Linked DNA regions of Homo sapiens: region 2 is linked to region 1. Evidence: read pairs that join two places in POLR2A ChIA-PET (ENCODE). Cell type or tissue: OCI-LY7. All regions are shown on one strand. Links, peaks and the distances in the headings refer to the core of each region. The heading gives the core; the rest is flanking DNA.

The links. ChIA-PET counts read pairs that join two places held together with the same protein. Peaks named below come from ENCODE experiments on the same cell type or tissue, not always from the same donor. Only the 100,000 strongest peaks of a DNase experiment are listed, where the experiment ranks them.
Region 2: POLR2A ChIA-PET joins it to region 1 with 14 read pairs; 2 of 35 experiments call an interaction of 5 or more read pairs at or near these places.

Annotation. Positions count from the first base shown.
Region 1 is chr15:90,025,508-90,036,233 of GRCh38, forward strand. All of the region lies in intron 1 of ZNF710 (zinc finger protein 710), which reads left to right. Among named protein-coding and RNA genes, the nearest start is that of MIR3174, 24 kb to the left of the region's middle. In OCI-LY7, for the core only: no CTCF peak of the experiment used is centred there; DNase peaks (open chromatin) are centred at 6,044 and 9,074.
Region 2 is chr15:90,113,028-90,123,753 of GRCh38, forward strand. The region is part of intron 2 of IDH2-DT (IDH2 divergent transcript); the gene reads left to right. Among named protein-coding and RNA genes, the nearest start is that of IDH2, 16 kb to the left of the region's middle. RefSeq lists an enhancer at 8,560-9,059. In OCI-LY7, for the core only: no CTCF peak of the experiment used is centred there; no DNase peak of the experiment used is centred there.

The DNA of each region.
Region 1 (10,726 bases), core at 1,165-9,164:
GTGTATTTCCTCACAGCCTTTTTCATTGCATATATGTAAATACACTGTATTTTAAACATGGTTACAAGCACATTGAACTTTATATCATTTTTCTTTTTCATTTGACATAACATTATGGCAAACAAAAACTTTAAAAAAGCACATGGGCTTTACAAGTGAGCATATGCTTTGCAAACATTTCTGTCAGCTACCAGTAACCAACTGCAAAAACTCATATTCTACCCAAAACAGAAATTGTGCCAGTCGGGGAGTCCTTTGATCACCATGCAGTAAACCTCGCCAAAATATTGTAAATTTAAACAAACTAAAACCCAACCACTTGAAAAAATTTAAAGCACTTAAATTGCTATTGGTTCAAGGAAGAAATAAAGAATGTACTGACAAATATTTAGAAAGCATTGAAAACTAGAATGCCACATACCCAAACCTATGGGAGACAGCTGGCACTATTCTCATAGCCTTAAATGCTTTTATTATTAAAAAGGGAGAGAGAAAAGGCAAATAAACTAAGCATTCAGCCTGAGTGCTTAGGAAAAAAAAAGAATAAAAACAGCCCCTAAGGAAAATGAGAGGGGAAAAAAATAGTAAAGATAAAGGCAGAAATCAATGAATTAAGAAACGGAAACACAGTGAAATCAGCAAACGTATCCAAGAGCTGATTCTGTTTTTAAACAAACAGTAAAGTAGCCTAACCCCTGGCAATTCTATTTGAGAAATAAAAGGGAGAAATGAGAAAAAAAACAAAACAACAACAACAACAACAAAAAAAAAAAAGGGAATGAGAAAGGGGACATTGCAATAGATACAGAGGAGATTTTAAAATAATAGAAACGTATGCACAATCATAGGCATAATTTCAAAATCTCAATTAAATGCATGCTTTTCTGAAAATATATATGTTGCTAATTGAGAAAAAATTTTCAATCCTTATCGAAGCATTGCCCCTCTACCCACCAAAGACACTGGTCCCAAGTGTTTTTGCTAGTTAATTATTTTGAATTTGATAATACTGATAATGCTAAGCTGTTCCACAGCTTAGCAAAAGATGGAGAGCTCTCCAGTTCATTCTACAAAGCAAAATAAGCCTGATATTAAACATGGCAAAGAGACTATTTTGAAGCATGAAAATGCTGGGTAGGAAATAGAATTCAATAATATATTAAACAAGTCATCCACCATAACCCAGTGGGGCAGGAGGAAAGAATAGTCAATATTAGGAAAGCTTAATATAGTAACTACGTCATGCTAATGCATTAAAAAAGTAAAACCGTATTGTTTCCAATATGTGCTGGGGAAAAATGATTAAATTGAACAACCATGTCTACCTAACCAATACAGCAAAAAAAAGGAACAGAAGGGTGCATTCTTAGCATAATAAAAAATATTTCAAACCAATAACCAATTCTGTAATTAACTTAAACACTAGAGGCATTCTTGTGGAAACCAGTAACAAAATAAGGAGGTCTGCCATCACCATCACTATTTAACATTGCTTTTAACACTCTAGTCAACATGATAATACTGAAACAGAAACATATAAATATTATAAAGAAAGAGTAAAAGTATTAAATAACAGTAAGTACAATTTACCCTCTGCCAAATCTTAGGCTAGAGGTTTATTTCCAAAGTTTAGAACCAATAGCAAAAGTCATCAAAAAATTCAACAGATTTGACTACCTTAAAAAATTGTAACTTCTTTTTCTTCTTCTGTTTTTTTTTTGGAGACAGAGTCTTGCTCTGTCGCCCAGGCTGGAGTGCAATGGCGAGATCTCAGCTCACTGCAATGTCCAACTCCTGGGTTCAAGCGATTCTCCTGCCTCAGCCTCCCAAGTAGCTGGGATCACAGGCGTGTGCCACCAACCCGGCTAATTCTTGTATTTTTAGTAGAGACGGGGTTTCACCATGTTGGTCAGGCTTGTCTCAATCTCCTGACCTTAAATGATCCACCTGCCTCGGCCTCCCAAAGTGCTAGGATTATAGACGTGAGCCATATGCCCAGCCATTGATATTTTAATTCTACCAAGATCCTATATATAGATTAGTTTTTAAAAATCAAGATTTAAATTTGAAGGCCTTGCTCATGCCTGTAATACTAGCACTTTGGGAGGCCAAGGCAGGCTGATCATTTGAGGCCAGGAGTTCAAAACCAGCCTGGCCAACATGGCAAAACCCTGTCTCTACTAAAAATACAAAAATTAGCTGGATGTGGTGGTGTGTGCCTATAGTCCCAGCTGCTCGGAAGGCTGAGGCATGAGAATCACTTGAACCTGGGAGGTTGCAGTTAGCCGAGATTGTGCCACTGTACTCTAGCCTTGGTGATGGAGTGAGACACTGTCTCGAAAAAAAAAAAAAAAGATTTAAATTTGAAGACAATATGCACAGACGATATAATTAGCAAACAAATGCCCGACCTAAAGAAAATGCCAAATGGTGAGCTCCATGAGGCTAGGAACCAGGTCAGTTCTGCGTAACAGATACTAAATTGAGTTAATATTTGTTGACTCTATTGAATTAATATTTGTTGAAGAAATTAATGAATGCAATACAAGTTTTGAAAGTATACCATTTTTAACTTTTTAAATTAGAAGAGTTTTTAAAAGATTTTATTATGAAAGAATTTCAACTATTGAGAAAAATTGAAAGTATATAACAGTAAATACCCATACACCAATGGCTGAGATATAATAGATGTTAACATTTGCCATATTTGCTTCATCTGCACAGGTATATATATTTTTTCCTGAACCATTTTGAAGAAAGTTACAGAGCACACATCATTTCTCCCTTCAATAGTTCCGCATACAAATCCTCTGTCACCCAGAACTTAGCAATCTGAATGCAGGGTATGGGAAGCTGCTGCACTGTGCTCCAAGGGTGTCTCTGCAGATTGTCCCAGTCTCTGAGAAGGTATTTAGGAGTCACCAACATGACCTGCTGATATGTAAGAGAAAAGAAAACATGCATTTATTGTGGATCATGCCCTGTGCTGGGAGTTTACCAATGGCCTCCTGTTTAAATCCTTTTTACAATTCTGCCCATATTACAGGAAGTTGAGGTTCAGAGAGGTTAAGTAACTTGCCCCAGTTGACACAGTGTCATTATTCACCAAGTCCCTTCTGACACCATCAAATTACCTGACATTTGCCTCTTCCCTTTATCTTCTCTGTGCGTGAATGCATGGAGGTGATTTGTTGGGCAGTGTGGACAGACGGGAAGCAATCTCAATGTCCTCCAGTGCAAGAATTGGCAGGCAAATGGGGATGTGTGTGAACGGTGTGACTATGAACATGGGTGATCGATTACGGACATGCAAGATGGAAAATTGCTTGTGGCATCCAGATAAGGGAAAACAAGTAGGACACCAGATTGTATACACTGTGATCAAAACCATGTGAAAAACACATGCATGAAGAGGACTGGGAAGAAATACACAAGAAGTGGTTGCATTAGGGTGAGAAGGAGTATTCATGTTTTTCTCATCCGTCTTTTTCAAACCTTTTGTAATGGGTGGTTTTATTAATTTTATAATGGAAAATGTTAATTTAAAAGCAAGTTATTTACAGTTTAGTAAGCTCATGGCAGGGAAAGGCTGTGCTCTGTTTATTGCTCTTACTTTTTCCCAACGCCTACTCCCATGCCTGGCAATTATAGAGATAATAAATGTGGGTGTGGAATGAGTGCCCACTGGGAAACCTCTCAGAGGACTTTGACCCAGGAACATATTTGCACAGGGTTTCCCTCAGCTGGAGAAGGTTTCTCTGGGAGAGCACCAGCCAGGTGTGTGTCATGGGATATATTTACAGGGTGGTGAGCTCTCCTGGTCCAACCTAAAAGGTCCCAGCAAGGTGTAGGGGCCCTTCTGGCCATTTGACATCACCAGGGCAGTTAGTGCTGATACAAACCACAGAGAATGAACAAACTCCAACTCAAACGGGAATGGATTTTATGTCATTCTGGGACTTTCAAACTTGATAATAGACCAAGCATGGTGGCTCACACATGTAATCCTAGCACTTTGGGAAGCCAAGGTGGGAGGATCGCTTGCGGCCAGGAGATTGAGACCAGCCTGGGAAAGGTAGCAAGACCCAGTCTCTACAAAAAAATTTTTTGTTCTGTTTTGTTTTTGAGACAGAGTCTCAACTCTGTCGTCTAGGCTGGAGTGCAGTGGTTTGATCTTGGCTCACTACAACCTCCACCTCCGGGTTCCAGTGATTCTCCTGCCTCAGCCTCCCGAGTAGCTGGGATTACAGGCACATGCCACCATGCCCGGCTAATTTTTCTATTTTTAGTAGAGATGGGGTTTCACCATGTTGGCCAGGCTGGTCTCAAACTCCTGACCTTAGGTGATCCGCCCACCTCGGCCTCCCAAAGTGCTGGGATTACAGGCGTGACCCACCGTGCCTGGCCAAAAAACTTTTTAGTAATTAAAAAGATCAAGCTTGATAATCACAATCATATGAGCAGTTATTAAGTGCCAGCCTAAGTGCATTTACAGACATTCCTTATTTAATTTTCACAACAGCCATTAGCATTAGCTATCGGCCGGGCACAGTGGCTCACACCTGTAATCCCAACACTTTGGGAGGCTGAGGCGGATGGATCGCCTGAGGTCAGGAGTTCGAGACCAGCCTGGCCAACATGGTGAAACCCCGTCTCTACTAAAAATACAAAATTAGCCGGATGTGGTGGTGCATGCCTGTGATCCCAGCTATTTGGGAGGCTGAGGCAGGAAAATCACTGGAACCTGGGAGGCAGAGGTTGCAGTGAGCCAATATCACGCCATTGCATTCCGGCCTGGGCAACAAGAGCAAAACTCCATCTCAAAAAAAAAAAAAAAAAAAAAAAAGAAAGAATTAGCTATCAGCTCCATTTTATAGATGAGGAAACTGAGGCACAGAGGAAGGAGGGATGGGTTTCAAGGCCGGTCTTGGTTTTGCCAAGAACTTGACTTTCAGCAAATCGTAAGCCTTCTGGGCTTTCATTTCCTTGTCTCTGAACGAAACAGCTGGCAGGAGTTGAATGCTTATCATGTGCCAGGCCCTGGCCGAACACTCTGAACATGTGCGCACAGAGTGTGTGTTAACCAGTGGGGGAGGGGGCACCAAGCAGGCCCATCTGGGTGGGAATATGAAGCCACCTTCCCAACAGGGCAGTCACATATGCCCAGTAGGAAAGAGCTGTATCTGTGCTGCAGAGAGGGTCATTTCAAATTAAAAAAAAAAAAATTGGCTGGGCGCGGTGGCTCACGCCTGTAATCCCAGCTCTTTGGGAGGCCGAGGCAGGCAGATCATGAGGTCAGGAGATCAAGACCATCCTGGCTAACACGGTGAAACCCCGTCTCTACTTAAAAAAATACAAAAAATTAGCCGGGCATGGTGGCGCGCGCCTGTAGTCCCAGCTACTTGGGAGGCTGAGGCAGGAGAATGGCGTGAACCCGGGAGGCGGAGCTTGCAGTGAGCCGAGATCCCGCCACTGCACTCCAGCCTGGGCGACAGAGCGAGACTCCGTCTCAAAAAAAAAGAAAAAAAAAAAAATGCTTAATGGATTGTTTGGTAACAAATGGATACCAACAAATACAAAATGGCCATTTCTTTTTCTTTCTTTAAAGAAACATTTGAATTGGAGGCTTAGGCTCATCTCAAGAGGTTGTGGACCCGACAGTTGGTGGTGATGGGTTTTGTTCATAAATGAGAATAATAGTTGTGAGTTTAATCCAACACATTGATTGAAGTGAATGAAAAAGAACACATAAGCTGTGTGAATATAGTGACTAATCATAGACTCTCGGGATTGAAATGTACCCTGGGGGGATCCAGGATGCAGCATCACCCGGGAGCTTATTATTAATGGAAACGAAGTATCTCTCACAGCACCCTAGACCTGCTGAAGCAGAATCTGCATTTTAGCAAGATCCCCGGGTGATTCCTCAGCACATTTGAGAAGCAGCGCTCTCATTTGTCCTGTCTCCTTTGAGGAAATCGGAAGACTAGAGAGGTTAAGTGAGGACACACAGGAAGTTCTAAAAAACTGTAACTCTGGTCTCTCAACACCAGGTCTTTGCACAGCACTTGCCCCATGGGAGAAACCCGGTTGGTTTTGTTTTTGCTTGTTTTGCATTCCCAAGACCAATTCTTGTGAGCCACTGGTCATAGCCCATCTCTCTTGTTTTCATGCAGCAGGGGCATCTTCAGTGGCCACGTCATCTCTCACTCTCTGCTGGGGAGCTTGTTAAAATGCAGTTGCCTGGGTCCAGCCCCAAATCCACTGGATCTGGGTGGGTGGGAACCAAGTGCCTGCACCTTAAAATACCCTCAGGTATTCCTAGGTGCCAGTGTTGTTACGGCCAGCTTGGGCCAGCTATGAACTGTTACAGTGGCTTTTTATTCTGAAATTAAACCTGCAGATACTTGGGCTAGTATCGACTAAAGCCCATTTTCATCTGAAGGAAGCCATCCAGCTACTAACATTATATTGTGTACTGAGTATTGACTGTGAATTTCTGTTTTTTTGAGACGGAGTCTCGCTGTCGCCCAGGCTGGAGTGCAGTGGCGCGATCTCAGCTCACTGCAACCTCTGGCTCCCAGGTTCAAGCAATTCTCTTGCCCTCAGCCTCCCAAGTAGCTGGGATTAGAGGCGCCTGCCACCACGCCTAGCTAATTTTTGTATTTTTAGTAGAGACAGAGTTTTGCCATATTGGCCAGGCTGGTCTCGAGCTCCCAACCTCAGGTGATCCTCCCGCCTCGGTCTCCCAAAGTGCTGGGATTATAGGCGTGAGCCACTGTGTCCAGCCACTGTGAATTTCTCATTAACAGAACGTTCTCTTTCAACCTCAGCTCCATGGAACTCAGCAGATCACATGTGGTTGAATGTAAATTCCAGGACATTTAAATGTATTATTTTCTATTTTTAAGAGAGAGGAGAGGCAGATTGGATGAACTTGGAAAATTAAATGGCCCCCAAAAAGTAACAATTAAGAATGTGTGTTTGGGGCTGGGCACGGTGGCTCATGCCTGCAATCACAGCACTTTGGGAGGCCTAGGCAGGAGGATCACTTGAGGTCAGGAGTTCGAGACCAGCCTGGCCAACATGGCAAAACCCCATCTCCACTAAAAATACAAAAATTAGCTGGACATGGTGGTGGGCACCTGTAATCCCAGGTACTTGGGAGGCTGAGGCAGGAGAATTGCTTGAACCCAGGAGGCAGAGGTTGCAGTGAGCTGAGATTGTGCTACTGCACTCCAGCCTGGGCAAGAGTGAGATTCCATCTCAAAAAAAAAAAAAAAAAAAGAATGTGTGTTTGGCCTGTATAGTCTTAGCTACTCAGGAGGCTAAAGCAAGAGGATTCCTTGAGTCCAGGAGTTCAAGGCCAGCATGGACAACATAGCAAGAACTTGTTTCTAAAAAAAGAAAAAAAAAGTGTGTGTTTGAAATTTGAGGCTCTGTGGCTAGAATTTTCACTTAAGAGGAAATATATATCTGCATTTAAAATTCTTTAATTTATAAACATTCTTGTGTATTCTTAGGCCAGTGCCCCACAAAAGTATGGGCCATGCACCAGTGCTGTTCTGCACAATGTTAACCAAGCAAGAGGAGGAGCTAAACATAGAAAATGGGATTGGTGTTTAGAAACTTCTGTAGTTTGACATTGGCAGGATGACATCCAAATGGGCGATTGGTGGCTTCATCTCGAACAGCGTGTGGGCCAGGGTGAGCACTGTTGACCCCACGTGGCAGGACTCAGGACTAAACTGCTTGTTGATGTTAGATCTGAGAGGGATTAAGGATTAAGATGAATCAAACTGACCTTTCACCACAGAGTTTGAGAAGCACTGGGGATGTTAAAGGTGGGGAAAGTTTGCAGCGGGAGGTGTGCTTTTTAAGCTTAGGAAGTGGAAAGCAGGAGAAGAGTTGGACAGGCAGAAGTCTTCTCGCTCCCACTTCACCCTCGAGATCCCAACAGGCCAGTTCAGGCAGAAAGGGGTTGGCTCCTAGGCTAGCCGGCTACTCCACGTTGAGCCTTCTGCCTTGTCCCATATGTTCCTTTTTCCTGTTTTTTTAGAGACAGGTTCTCACTCTGTTGCCCAGGCTGGAGTGCAGTGTCTGTTCACAGGCATGATCATAGCTCACTGCAGCCTTGACCTCCTGGGCCTGAGCGATCCTCCCAACTCAGCCTCCCAAGTAGCTGGGACCATAGGCATTCGCTACCATGCCCAGCTTGTCCCATAGACTTGGTTTGACTCTGGTCACAGAGCCTGGGGAGAAACTCCTTGATTCAAGGCAGAGCAAGGTGGTTTAAGAGATGGCCTTCTGAGTCCTGCCTGGCCTGGGTATGGAAACGTGGGCGCTACCAGCTGTGCAAGCTTGGCCCACTGACTTTCTTTCTTTGCCCCTCAGAGTTTAGAAAATGGGAATGGCTGGATGCGGTGGCTCATGCCTGTAATCCCAGCACTTCTGAAGGCCGAGGCAGGCAGATCACTTGAGGTCAGGAGTTCAAGACCAGCTTGGCTAACATGGTGAAACCCTGTCTTTACTAAAAGTACAAAAATTAGCTGGGCGTGGTAGCAGCTGTAGTCCCAGCTACTCGGGAGGCTGAGGTGGGAGAATCGCTTGAACCCAGGAGGCAGAGGTTGCAGTGAGCCGAGATCGCATCATTGTACTCCAGCCTGGGTGACAGAGTGAGACTCTGTCTCAAAAAAAAAGAAAAGAAAAGAAAAGAAAAGAAAACAGGTGAACGACAGTCACTCCTGGAGGGGTTCTTCTGCCAGATAGAAACAAGATATCACATGCAAGAGGCTCTACACATGGTCTGCACTCAGGAAAGGGAGGAATTCTTTGTGCTGTTTTGTCTATGTTATTTGAAAAAGTGGATTGCATTGTGGGTCCCCAGAAGTTGCCAGCTGTCCTTCCTGTTTCCAAATTCCTGTGTGTGTGTGTGTGTGTGTGTGTGTGTGTGTGTGTGTGTGTGTGTATTCTGTGCCTGTGGTGGTGGTGGCCATGGTGTCGGCAGCAGCAGGGTTGTCAGGAAACAACCATCGGTTTCCTGCTGATTAACTCAGTTCCTGGAGGGCCCTCCCTAGCAGCAGGGGAAGCCTGGCAGCTTGGCTGAGCCTCCTCCGGCCTCTGCCTCACCCGCCAGCTCTTCTCACCCCTTCTGAGAGGCCCGCCTGCTCTCCTGCTACCCTAGAGCCCAGGACACCCTTGCAGGCCTTCTGAGCCTTCTTTGTTCTGGCCGTGGGTGGGGCACCCGGCTCCACCTGCCTCAGGTTTTGCCTGCAGGTGCATTTCCTTTGCACACCTGGCGCCTGTTGGGGACTTAGACCTCTTCCACATCGCCCCAAGGTCGGGCTGAAGAGATTTGGATCTTCTGAGTTGCAAGCTCCCAGAAACGATGCTGTTAGGACCCTCTGTTCACTCAGAGAAAGAGGCTTGATGGCCGGAGCCCCAGGGCTTCCCTGCTGGTAGAAGGGGTGTCTGGAGGGCCTCTGCCTTCCGTCATCAGAAGGAGGTTCTAGCAAGGTAAAGAGGCCCGTATAGTACTGGGATTTTGGATCCCTTGAGTGAAGGACCAGGCAGAGAAGGGGAGCACTGCTGGAGGATGTCGGGGGCTGGGCCAGGCTGGGCACAGGCACATGGCCATGGTGATTGACCGCATTTGCCTCACCACTTCACGTGGGGACCTGGCAACCACACAATGGCCCTGGGGCATGGTGTGGGGGCTGAGACATGAGGCAATGGTCTTGGTCTCAAACACCCCAGCTTCCGGCTGCTGGGCGTCACTGACTTGCTGTGGCTTCCTGGCCTGGCTCAGCATTGGCCGTCCGGCTCCTGCAGCAGTGACATCTCCACTCTGGACCCATGAGCCCATCAGCTCTTGGTGGACAGGTTTGCACAGTTGCCCCTGCTGCCTGTGCAGTGAGCTGGCTGCGGAAGGCAGGACTCCCAGGGCTAGGAGGGTATTAGCAGGCTGGCTTTCGGGCCTCAGCACCATCGTGCTTCTTATGTGCCGGGACAGGATCAGGACCATGTTGTGCCTAACATCCGGCAGACCCTGGTAGCTTCTTAAATGATGACACTTTCCAGCACTCACATATCTCATCTGAGTTAGGCCGGGCTCTCTAGCTGGGGCGGGAAGCCCCGCACTTCCTAATACCTGGTGGCTGAGTCAACAACATGGGGACGTGTATTTGGATAGCAAACAGCGATCAGCAGCGGAGCCAGCCTGCTGCCTTCCTGCACCCGCCTTCTAGCAAAAATGTCCTCTGGAAAGGTCAGCCAGGACTGGCTACATAATTTTCAGGACCAGGTGTAAAATGAAAATGCAGGTCTCATGTTTAAAAGTCAGTAAAATTTAAAGAACAGCAGAGCACGAAACCAAATGTGAGCCCTTCCTTCTACACGTGGGGCCCCAGGCAGTGGCACCATTGCATGCCCCCAAGGCAGCCTGGAGTCAGCGTTTCCCAGCCTTGTGAAGTCCTCATGCTTCCAAGGGTGGCAGGATTGGGTCCTCTTTGGTAGAAGAGCTGCTTGGCATCCTGAGACGCACTCGCCCCATCCGGCCCCACAAGCAGCTTTCTCAAGAGCTGGAGTGACTTCCACTTCGAAGCGCAAGCACTTCACCTTCTCCTTTTTGTTCTTCTCTACCCTGTTTCCTTCTTTCTTTGTGAACTCAGAAAGCTTTGAGACTCCCCTCCCGTTCCTCCTTTCTTCCCCTCCACTCTTGCCGCCC
Region 2 (10,726 bases), core at 1,008-9,007, 87 kb after region 1:
GAGCTGAGATCCTGCCACTGCACTCCAGCCTGGGCGACAGAGCAAGACTCCGTCTCTAAATAAATAAATAAATAAAGTATACAGACAGATATTTGTTGGTCATATGTAAGTACTACACTATTTTATATCAAGGACTTGAGCATCCTGAGATTTTGGTATCCACAGGAAGTTCTGGAACAATCCTCCATGGATACCAAGGGATGGTTATATTCTCAATATCTGAAAAAACTATGAAATACTCGCCCCGCCCCCCGCCCCGGCCTTCCTTTTGCAGCTGTGTGAGGCTGGGTTTTCTTCATATACTTCAACCCAAACAGCATAATAGCAACACAAATGCAGAAGCAGCTATGAGAATCCAGCTACTTTCATTAAGTCAGATATTGAGAGAACTGCAAAAATGTAAACAATGCAATTCTTCTCATGAAGTTTTTTTTGGAAACTGTAGTTATTTTTAAATAAATTTTTTTTTTCTTTCTTTGAGATGCAGTCTCCCTCTGTCGCCAGGCTGGAGTGCAATGGCACGATTTCGGCTCACTGCAACCTCTGCCTCCCACATTCAAGCGATTCTCCTGCCTCAGCCTCCCAAGTAGCTGGGACTACAGGCGTGTCCCACCACGTCCAGCTAATTTTTATATTTTTAGTAGAGATGGGATTTCACCATGTTGGCCAGGATGGGCTCAATCTTTTGACCTCGTGATCCACCCATCTCGGCCTCCCGAAGTGCTGGGATTACAGGCATGAGCCATCGCGTCCGGCCTAAATAAATATTTCTAAAACATATTCGTTTCTAACTTTTAACTCAGTAAATATGCTTATATATAACCCATAACTGCAAAACCTCTTTGGAATCCTCAAAAACAATGTCTGTAAAAGGATGCCAATAAAACCACCTCTGCAAAAATTACAACAGTGAGAGAAATATAATATAACTGACTTCATCTTGCTTCTAACCTCACAAGCTAACTGCCCTTGCTCATTCCTGGGCATAGGCCAAGCTAAGTATGGGACGAATTTTGTTTATAGTTTAACCTTAAAGCAAGGGTTAGCCTGGCGCAGTGGCTCATGCCTGTAATCTAAGTACTTTGGGAGGCTGAGGCTAGAGGATCACTTGAAGCCAGGGGTTTGAGACCAGCCTGGGAAACAGAGTGAGACCCTGTTTCTACAAAAAAATAAAATAAAAAAAAAAGAGAGCGAGAGAGAGAAAAGAAAGAAAAGAAAAGAAGGATGATAATAATCCTTTCCCAAAACTAACCCCCATCATGTTTGGGACTGAAACCGCGTTTGGAAAGCTAATGAAAGACCTCGAATTTAGAATCATGGGAGGGGTCTGAATTATGCTAACCTGTAAACATACTTGCTTTTCTATAATCACTTACTGCTCAGCAGCCATATAGATTTGTAACTGCTGGAGGTCACAAGATTTGCAACTTCCCTAGTTGTTCCTGTAGATAACATCACTATTGTAAACCTAAGGCTGGTCTGAGATATTTCTCACACTTTTGCATTCTGGCAGACCAGCTGACTTCACTCAGACCCATGACCCACACCAACGGACTGACTCCACCAGTCCTGTGGCCCCATCCAGAAACTGACTCAGCACACCAAACAGTTTAAACATTCCTATTATTTCATCTCCAGCCAATCAGCAGCACCAATTCCTTAGTCCCCTGACTGTCAAATTGTCCTTAAAAGCCCTAGCCTCTGAGTTCTTGTTGAGATGGATTTGAGAAACATCTCTGGTCCTCTTTGCTCAGCACCCTATGATTATTAAACTCTTTCTCTACTGCAACACCTTCTGTTTCAACATATTGGCTTTTTCTGTGTGGCAAGGAAGAAGAACCTGTTGGGTGGTAACACCGAAATAAAAACATTTGAGAATAATTATACTAGAAGAGAGTAATTGCATCTCAACAAAAATGGAGGCCACATTATCACACACAAGATATTTAATATTTATACATGTCAAAAGACAAAATTACAATAAATTTATAATAAAGATCTCAATTTCCTTTATGTGTGATTCTAGAATCAGGCAACACTTTATTCCATAAAACAGAATAAGTGTTATAATGAGCTGAGCAGAGAAGGTTGGCTTTTTTTTTTTTTTTTCTTGAGACAGGGTCTCTGTCACCCAGGCTGGAGTGCAGTGACATAATCACAGCTCACTGAAACCTCAATCTCCTGGGCTCAAGTGATCCTCCCACCTCAGCCTCCCCAGTAGCTGGGACTACAGGCATGCAATACCATGCCTGGCTGATTTTTTTGTTCTTGGTAGAGATGAGGTCTTACTATGTTGTGCAGGCTGGTCTTGAACTCCTGAGCTTAGGCAATCCTCCTGCCTCAGCCTCCCAAAGTGCTGGAATTACAGGCATGAGCCACCATACCTGGCCATGGAGATTGGCCCTATAGACAGAGAAGGGCTGAAGAAAGCAGAAACAAAGAACAAAGAGTGCATTACAGTTGAGCCTTCAACAACACAGGTTTGGACTGTGCACTTCATTTATTTGTAGATATTCTTCTTTCTTTTTCTTTTTCTTTTCTTTTTGAGACTTAATCTCGCCCAGGCTGGATTGCAGTGGTGCGATCTCAGCTCACTGCAACCTCCGCCTCCCACATTCAAGTGAATCTTGAACTAATTCAAGAGAATCGCTTGAACCTGGGAGGCAGAGGTTGCAGTGAGCTGAGATTGCACCATTGCACTCCAGCCTGGGCGACAGAGCGAGACTCCATCTCTAAATAAATAAATTCATTAAAATAAAATCAAATTACTGTTTCTTGTAAGGCAGGGAAAGGAAGACAGAACAAAATAAAAATAACTGATTAGTTAACAGCAGATTATTTTAGGTTACTTTTTTTGTGTAAGGACTTTATTATATCAAGTAAAGATTTAAACAGATCTGTTTGGGAAATCCGCTGTCTCTTCCTTCTGATTTCTTCAAAGGTCAACCAACAATTTATTGTAGGTGTGGTGAAAATGGAACTGTAGCATGGGTGACTCCATTTTGATTTTCAGTCTGGTCTGTTAGGGCCTAGCCCAGGAACTTTGTCCAAAATAATGGGCTTCTATAATTTTTATTTAATATACCGTATAATATATAGTCCATATTAAGTTTTCCCAAATTGTCCCAATAATTAATGTAAACATATTTTTAAATTACAAACACATAGGATTTAGGAGCTGTCTTTTTGATAGTGATTTTATGTTTTATTGCACTGGGTCTTGCTAAAGAAAAAATGATTCATGATGCTTGTTAAAGATGGCAAGGCAGGTTTTATCCAAGGTGAGCTATGGTGATAGGTTTAGGGACCACTGTGATGGGGTCTTGTAGTGGGGGAGAGAGTGGACTCAACTCCAACTCCAACAAGGACAAGTGGGGATCTATAACCAAGGAGCGGGGGGTTGAGTATCAGTGGATGGAAAACTACTAAAAAGAAACATCGAGGATAAAAGGGCTTCTGTTCTGGCTAAACTGACTGATAGCATTATTGCTGAAGGCAGGCCAGGGTGATAAGATATCAAAGGGGGTCAGATACCAAGGTTGGGGCCTGCCTTCCTTCTTTTTTCCTTCCTTCCTTCCTTTCCTTTCCTTTAATTTCCCCTTTCCTTGTTCTTTTCCTTTCCTTTCTTTCTTCTTTCTTTCTTTTTTATTGAGACAGGGTCTCACTCTGTCACCCAGGCTGGAGTGCAGTGACACGTTCTCGGCTCACTGCGGCCTCGACCACCTGGACTCAGGCGATCCTCCTGCCTCAGCCTCCGAATCGCTGGGACCACAGGCATGCATCCTAATTTTTTTGTATTTTTTATACAGATGGGTTTTCGCTATGTTGCCCAGGCTGATGCACCCACCTTGGCCTCCCAAAGTGCTAGGATTACAGGCGCAAGCCACCGTGCCTGGCCTAGATTTTGTTAAACTGACTTAGCTGGTCATTTGCTCAAACTGGATTCTACAAAGATAGAGAGGGAAGCCCGAGGTCAGGCCTATGGAGGCAGAGGACTCAGAGGAGGCTGACTGAAGTTTTGGCCAAAGGGAAGTCTTTGTTAGTTTATAATTTGTCCTCTTTGACATGTATTGACTCTTCTTTGGTGGTCCAATGTGTGGTCAAATGTGTAAGTTCCAGGTGTTTTGGTTTTGTTGTTGTTTGACATAAGGTCTCACTCTATCACCCAGGCTGGAGTGCAGTGGCATGATCTCGGCTCACTGCAGCCTCGACCACCTGGACCCAGGCAATCCTCCCACCTCAGCATCCCAAAGTGCTGGGATTACAGGCGTGAGCCACTGCACCTGGCCTTTGTTTGTGTTTTAAGAGATAGAGCCTTGCTATGTTGCCCAGGCTGGGCTTGAATTCCTGGGCTCAATTAATCTTCCTGCCTCAGCCTCCCAAGTGGCTGGGACTACAGGTTCATACCACCACACCCAGTTCTAGGTATTCTTTTATTTATTTTTTATTTGATTTATATATTTTTTTTCTGAGATGGAGTCTCGCTCTGTCACCCAGGCTAGAGTGCAGTGGCCCGATCTCGGCTCACTGCAACCTCTGCCTCCCAGGTTAAAGTGATTCTCCTGCCTCAGTCTCTGAGTAGCTGGGATTACAGGCATGCGCCACCATGCCTGGCTAATTTTTGTATTTTTAGTAGAGACAGGGTTTGCCTATTTTGGCCAGGCTAGTCTCGAACTCATGACCTCAGGTGATCTGCCCACCTTGGCCTCCCAAAGTGCTGGGATTACAGGTGTGAGCCACCGCATCCAGCCCTAGGTATTCTTTTTGTTGTTGTTGTTGATTTGTTTTGTTTTTTAGCAGAGACAAGGTCTTGCTATGTTGTCCAGGCTGGTCTTGAACTCCTGGACTCAAGCAATCCTCCCACTTCAGCCTCCCAAAGTGTTAGGATTACAGGTGTGAGCCACTACACCCAATCTTTTCCGATTTTTTTTTTTTTTTTTTTTTTTTGGCAGGGGGAGATGCATTAGAGTGCAGTGATACGATCACAGCTCATTGCAGCCTTGACCTCCTGGGCTCAAGCAATCCTTCCACCTCAGCCTCCCAAGTAGCGCCACTGAAATCTATGTTCTTGTAAGTTTTTATAAGCTATTTGTTTCTAAGAGAGGTGTTAAGACTGCCCAGTGTGATTGTGGATGTGTTCATTCCTCTTGGTAATTCCATCCATTTGTGCTATATATATTATGAAGTTTTCTTAAGTGTTATGCTCATACCTGTTATATTTTTCTAGTAAATTACTCCTTTTATCATTAAATAATGATTCTCTTTATACCTAAACTTGCGTTTTGCCTTAAGATTTATTTTGAACTATTGTATATTGCTACACCAGCTTTACTTTGGTCCGTATTTGCCTGATACAACTTTTTTCATGCCTTTTACTTTTAATTTTTTATGTTACATATTTTATGTGTATCCACACATAGCTGAGTTTTGGTTTTGTAACATACTTTGAAAGTCTGTCTTTTTTTTTTTTTTTTTGAGATGGAGTCTTGCTCTCTTGCCCAGGCTGGAGTGCAGTGGCACAAGCTCGGCTCACTGCAATCTCCGCCTCCAAGGTTCAAGTGATTCTCCTGCCTCAGCCTCCCCAGTAGCTGGGATTACAGGTACGAACCACCAGGCCCAGCTAATTTTTGTAGTTTTAGTAGAGATGGGGTTTCACCATGTTGGCCAGGCTAGCCTCAAACTCCTGACTTCGTGATCTGCCTACCTCGGCCTCCCAAAGTGCTGGGATTATAGCCGTGAACCACTGTGCCCAGCTGAAAGTCTTTGTCTTTTATAAACATATTTACACTGTTCACATTTATGGAGATTGCTGAATATTTTTTACATTTCTATCACTTTATTTTGTACTTTCTATTTGCCATGCTTTTCTTTTGCTTATCTATTTATTTATTTATTTTGGAGACAAGGTCTCACTCTGTTGGCCAGGTTGGAGTGCAGTGGTGTGACCGTAGCTCACTGCAACTTCAGGCTTCTAGGTCAAGGGATCCTCCCACCTCAGGCTCCCAAGTAGTTGGGACTATACGCCCATGTTACCACGCCTGGCCTTCTTTTGCTTCTTTTCACATCCTTTTAAGCTTTCTATCGGATCAGCCAAGATTTCTTTATTCTCCTCTACCTCCCTTACTGGTATGGAAATGATATGTTCTATTTCTACCTGTTTAGAAATTAAATTCAGACTTGGGAACCCACATCTATAATCTCAGCACTTTGGGAAGCTGAGGCAGGAGTATCACTTGAAGCCAGGAGTTTGAGACCAGCCTGGGCAGCATAGCAAGACCCTATCTCTACCAAAATTGAAAAACAATTAGCCAGATGTGATGGCACACACCTGTAGCTACTCAGGAGGCTGAGGCAGGGGGATCCCTTGAGCTCAGGTCAAGGTGGCAGTAAGCCATGATCACACCACTACACTCTAGCCTGGGTGGCAGAGCAAGACCCTGTATCAGAAAGAAAAAAAAGAAAAAGAAAGAGAGAGAGAGAAGGAAAGAAGGAAAGAAAAGAAAAGAAAGAAAGAGAAAGAGGGAGGGAGGAAGGGAGGGAGGAAAGGAAAGAAGGAAGGAAGGAAGGGAGGAAGGAGAAAGAAAAGAAAAAGGGAAAGGGAAGGGAAGGAAAAATTAAATTCTTGACTTTACAAAGTTTAAAACTCATTATTTTATTTATCCTTCTTAAAAATATGAGAAACTTAGATTATTTCTCTCCAATTCTCCCATCTTTCATGTTATTAGTCCATAATATTTTAGTTCCAGTGGGAGTTCTAAGCCTCCTCATTTTTCTTTTCAAGTAGATGTATAAACATGTTTGCACCTTTCTTTCTTTTTTCATAGAGACAGGGGTCTTCCTATGTTGCCCAGGCTGGTCTCAAACTCCTGGGTTCAAGGGATCTTCCCACCTCAGCTTCCCAAAAGTGCTGGGATTACAGGTGTGAGCCACCCAGCCATGCCAGTTTCTTTACTCAGCATTGTGTCTTGAATTTCACTCCTGCCTCCTGGGTTCAATTTCCTAATAACTGAAAGGTGTCATTCAACAGGTCTTTTAACAAAAGTCTGTGAGAATTAAGTTTCTCTGTTTCAACTTGTTTTATTTTACTCTCACTGCTAAGGTCTAAATGTCTCACAGAATTCATGTATTAAAATTTAATGGCTGGGCCAGGCGTGGTGGCTCACACCTGTAATCCCAGCACTTTGGGAGGCCAAGGCGGGCAGATTACTTGAGGTCAGGAGTTCAAGACCAGACTGGCCAACATGGCAAAACCCCGTTTCTACTAAAAATACAAAAAAAAATAGCCAGGAGTCATGGTGCATGCCTGTAATCTCAGGTACTCTGGAGGCTGAGGCAGGAGAATCACTTGAACCCGGGAGGCGGAGGTTGCAGTGACCCGAGATCCTGCCACTGCACTCTAGCCTGGTCAACAGAGCAAGACTCCATCTCAAAAAAAAAAAAAAAAAAAAATCAATGGCCAGTGAGATGGTATTAAGAGGTGAGGCCCTAAAGGCTGAGACAGGAGAGTCGCTTGAACCTGGGAGGCGGAGGTTGCAGTGAGCCAAGATCGCGCTGTACTCCAGCCTGGGCGACAGAGCGAGACTCCGTCTCAAAAAAGAAAAGAAAACAACATTACCTGCAACCCAGAAACCATCCTTAAGTTCTCTCTTAGACATTATTTTTCCAAATTCCCCAAAGGTCACTACTACTATCCTAACTTCTACTAAAATGATTGATTTTGCCCATTTTTATTTTTGTGTAAATAAAGTCATACAGTATATACTCTGTTGTGTCTTTTTCTCAACATTACATTATAAACTTCATTCATGTTTTTGCATGTAGCTGTAATTTACTAATTCCGTTGCTATCTAAAGTTGCATTTTATGAACCTGCCATAATTTATTTCTACTATTTGCATTCTACTATTGATGAACATCGGGTGTTTACAGTTTGGGGCTATTACTAACGATGCTTCTATGAACGTTCTTACACTTATCTTCTGTACATATATACAAAATTCTGTGGAATAATACTTATGAGTGAATTACTGGGTCATAGGACGTACACATACATATATAAAGTGTTCAGTTTTAATAGACACTGCCAACTTTTCAAATTGATTGTCTAATTTATATTCTACCAGCAAAGTATGAGAGTTTCAGTTTCTCTACAGCACTGATAACAGCATTGTCATTCTTTTCAGCTTTAGTTATTCTGGTGGGTGTAGTGGGAGCTCAGTGCGATTTTTAAATTGCATTTCCCTGGGGACTAATGAGATTGAGTTCCTTTTCATATGCTTATTAGCTATTTGGATATTCTCTCGTGAAGCACCTGTTTCAAATCTTTTGCCTGTTTTTCCATTGGCTTTTCTGCTTGTTTGTGATTTGTAGGAGTTCGATATACATTTTTTTTCTTTTTTCTTTTTTTTTTTTTTTTGACGGAGTCTCGCTCTGTTACCCAGGCTGGAGTGCAGTGGCGCGATCTCAGCTCACTGCAACCTCTGCCTCTCAGATTCAAGCAATTCTCCTGCCTCAGCCTCCTGAGTAGCTGGGATTACAGATGTGCACCACCACCCCCAGCTAGTTTTTGTATTTTTAATAGAGACGGGTTTTGCCATGTTGGCCAGGCTGGTTTTGAACTCCTGACCTCAGGTAATCTGCTGCCTCGGCCTCCCAAAGTGCTGGGATTACAGGCATAAGCCACCACGCCCAGCCTTGATATACATTTTGATATGAGTCTCCTTATTTATGTATTTATTTATTTATTTTGAGACAGAGTCTTGCTCTGTCACCCAGGCTGGAGTACAGTGGCGTGATCTCAGCTCACTGCAACCTCCATCTCTCAGGTTACTCAAGTAATTCTCCTGCCTCAGCCTCCCAAGTAGTTGGAATTACAGGCACACGCAACCATGCCCAGCTAATTTTTTTTTTTTTTTTTTTTTTTTTTTTTGGTAGAGATGGGGTTTCACCATGTTGGTCAGGCTGGTCTCGAACTCCTAACCTCAAGTGACCCACCTGCCTCAGCCTCCCAAAGTGCTGGGATTACAGGCATGAGCCACCACGCCCAGAGTCTCCTTTTTGGATGTATGTGTTGCAAATGTCCTCTTACTCAATGGCTTGCTTTATTTTTTTAACACATCTTTCGATGCACAAAAACTCTTAATTTTAATGTAGTCCAACTTATTGACCTGAGAAAAGAAAAATAGCTCAGAACAGTCTGAGCTATGTGAAATTGTATACAAAATTGATCAGGCCCAGAGAGACTTGAGTATGGGACTTCAGTCACAGCTCCCCAGGCCCTCCCACATTCAGGCCTGGGGCACCTGTTTAAAGGCCTTTTTTTTTTTTTTTTTTCCTTATCTGTTATCTTCATGTCCTGGAATTCCTGATACAAAAAAAATCAATGGATAGCCAATCAATAGCTTATATTATTTTAATGTAAATTCTTGGTAGACCATTTAGGGACTGCTTCTCCTTTTTTCCTTTAAAAACCCATCTGTAAATATTGCTAATTGGAGCATTTATTCAGGGCAACTTGAATCTGTGCTCCCAGGTTGCAGTCCTCAACTTGGCCCAAATAAACTCTCTATTTGTATAAATGATTTTCCCTCAGTTTTTTCCTCTAGGTCGACATATCTTTTGTTTATTTGTTTGTTTGTTTGTTTTTTGAGATGGAGTCTTGCTCTGTTGCCCAGGCTGGAGTGCAGTGGCATGATCTCAGCTCACTGCAACCTCTGCCTCCCAGGTTCAAGTGATTCTCCTGTCTCAGCCTCCAGAATAGCTGGAATTACAGGCATTTGTCACCACGCCCAGCTAATTTTTATATTTTTAGTAGAGACAGGGTTTCACCATGTTGGCCAGGCTGGTCTCAAACTCCTGACCTCAGGCGATCCACCTGTCTTGGCCTCCCAAAGTGCTGGGATTACAGGTGTGAGCCACCACGCTCTGTCAACATATCTTTTATGTTTATTATTTCTATGTCCTATGTAATAAATCTTTTCCTATCCCAAGATTGTGAAAGTATTCTCCTATAGTATCTTCTAGAAGACTTATGCCTTTTTGAAAACTCCTATAGGCCGGGCGTGGTGGCTCACACCTGTAATCCCAACACTTTGGGAGGCCGAGGTGGGCGGATCACGAGGTCAGGAGATCGAGACCATCCTAGCTAACACAGTGGAACCCCATCTGTACTAAAAACACAAAAAATTAGCCGGGCGTGGTGGCATGTGCCTGAAGTCCCAGCTACTCGGGAGGCTGAGGCAGGAGAATCGCTTGAACCCAGGAGGTGGAGTTGCAGTGAGCCAAGATTTCGCCATTGCACTCCAGCCTGGGCAACAGAGTGAGACTCTGTCTCAAAACAAACAAACAAACAAACAAACAAAAAACTTCTATAGTATCTTCCTAAAGTACAGAAGCTTTAGGCTTTTTTAAAACTTTTACAATGATACCTATAATTAATCTAGAATTGATTTGTATCCACCCTGATTTCAGGTATGTTTAAATGTGAAAAACAATGTGTTCTCAAGAATTGATAAAAGTTATTTTTTTAGCCCTCATCTGTTACTTAACACTTTAGGGCATTTTTCTTTGCCATTAAATATTCTTCTACAACATATTTTTAAATTGTAAATTGGCAAATTACCATTGTATATGCTATGGGTTACAAAGTGATGTTATGGGCTGGGCACCAGTAACTTAAGCACTTTGGGAGGCCAAGGTGGGAGGATTGCTTGAGTTCAGGAATTCAA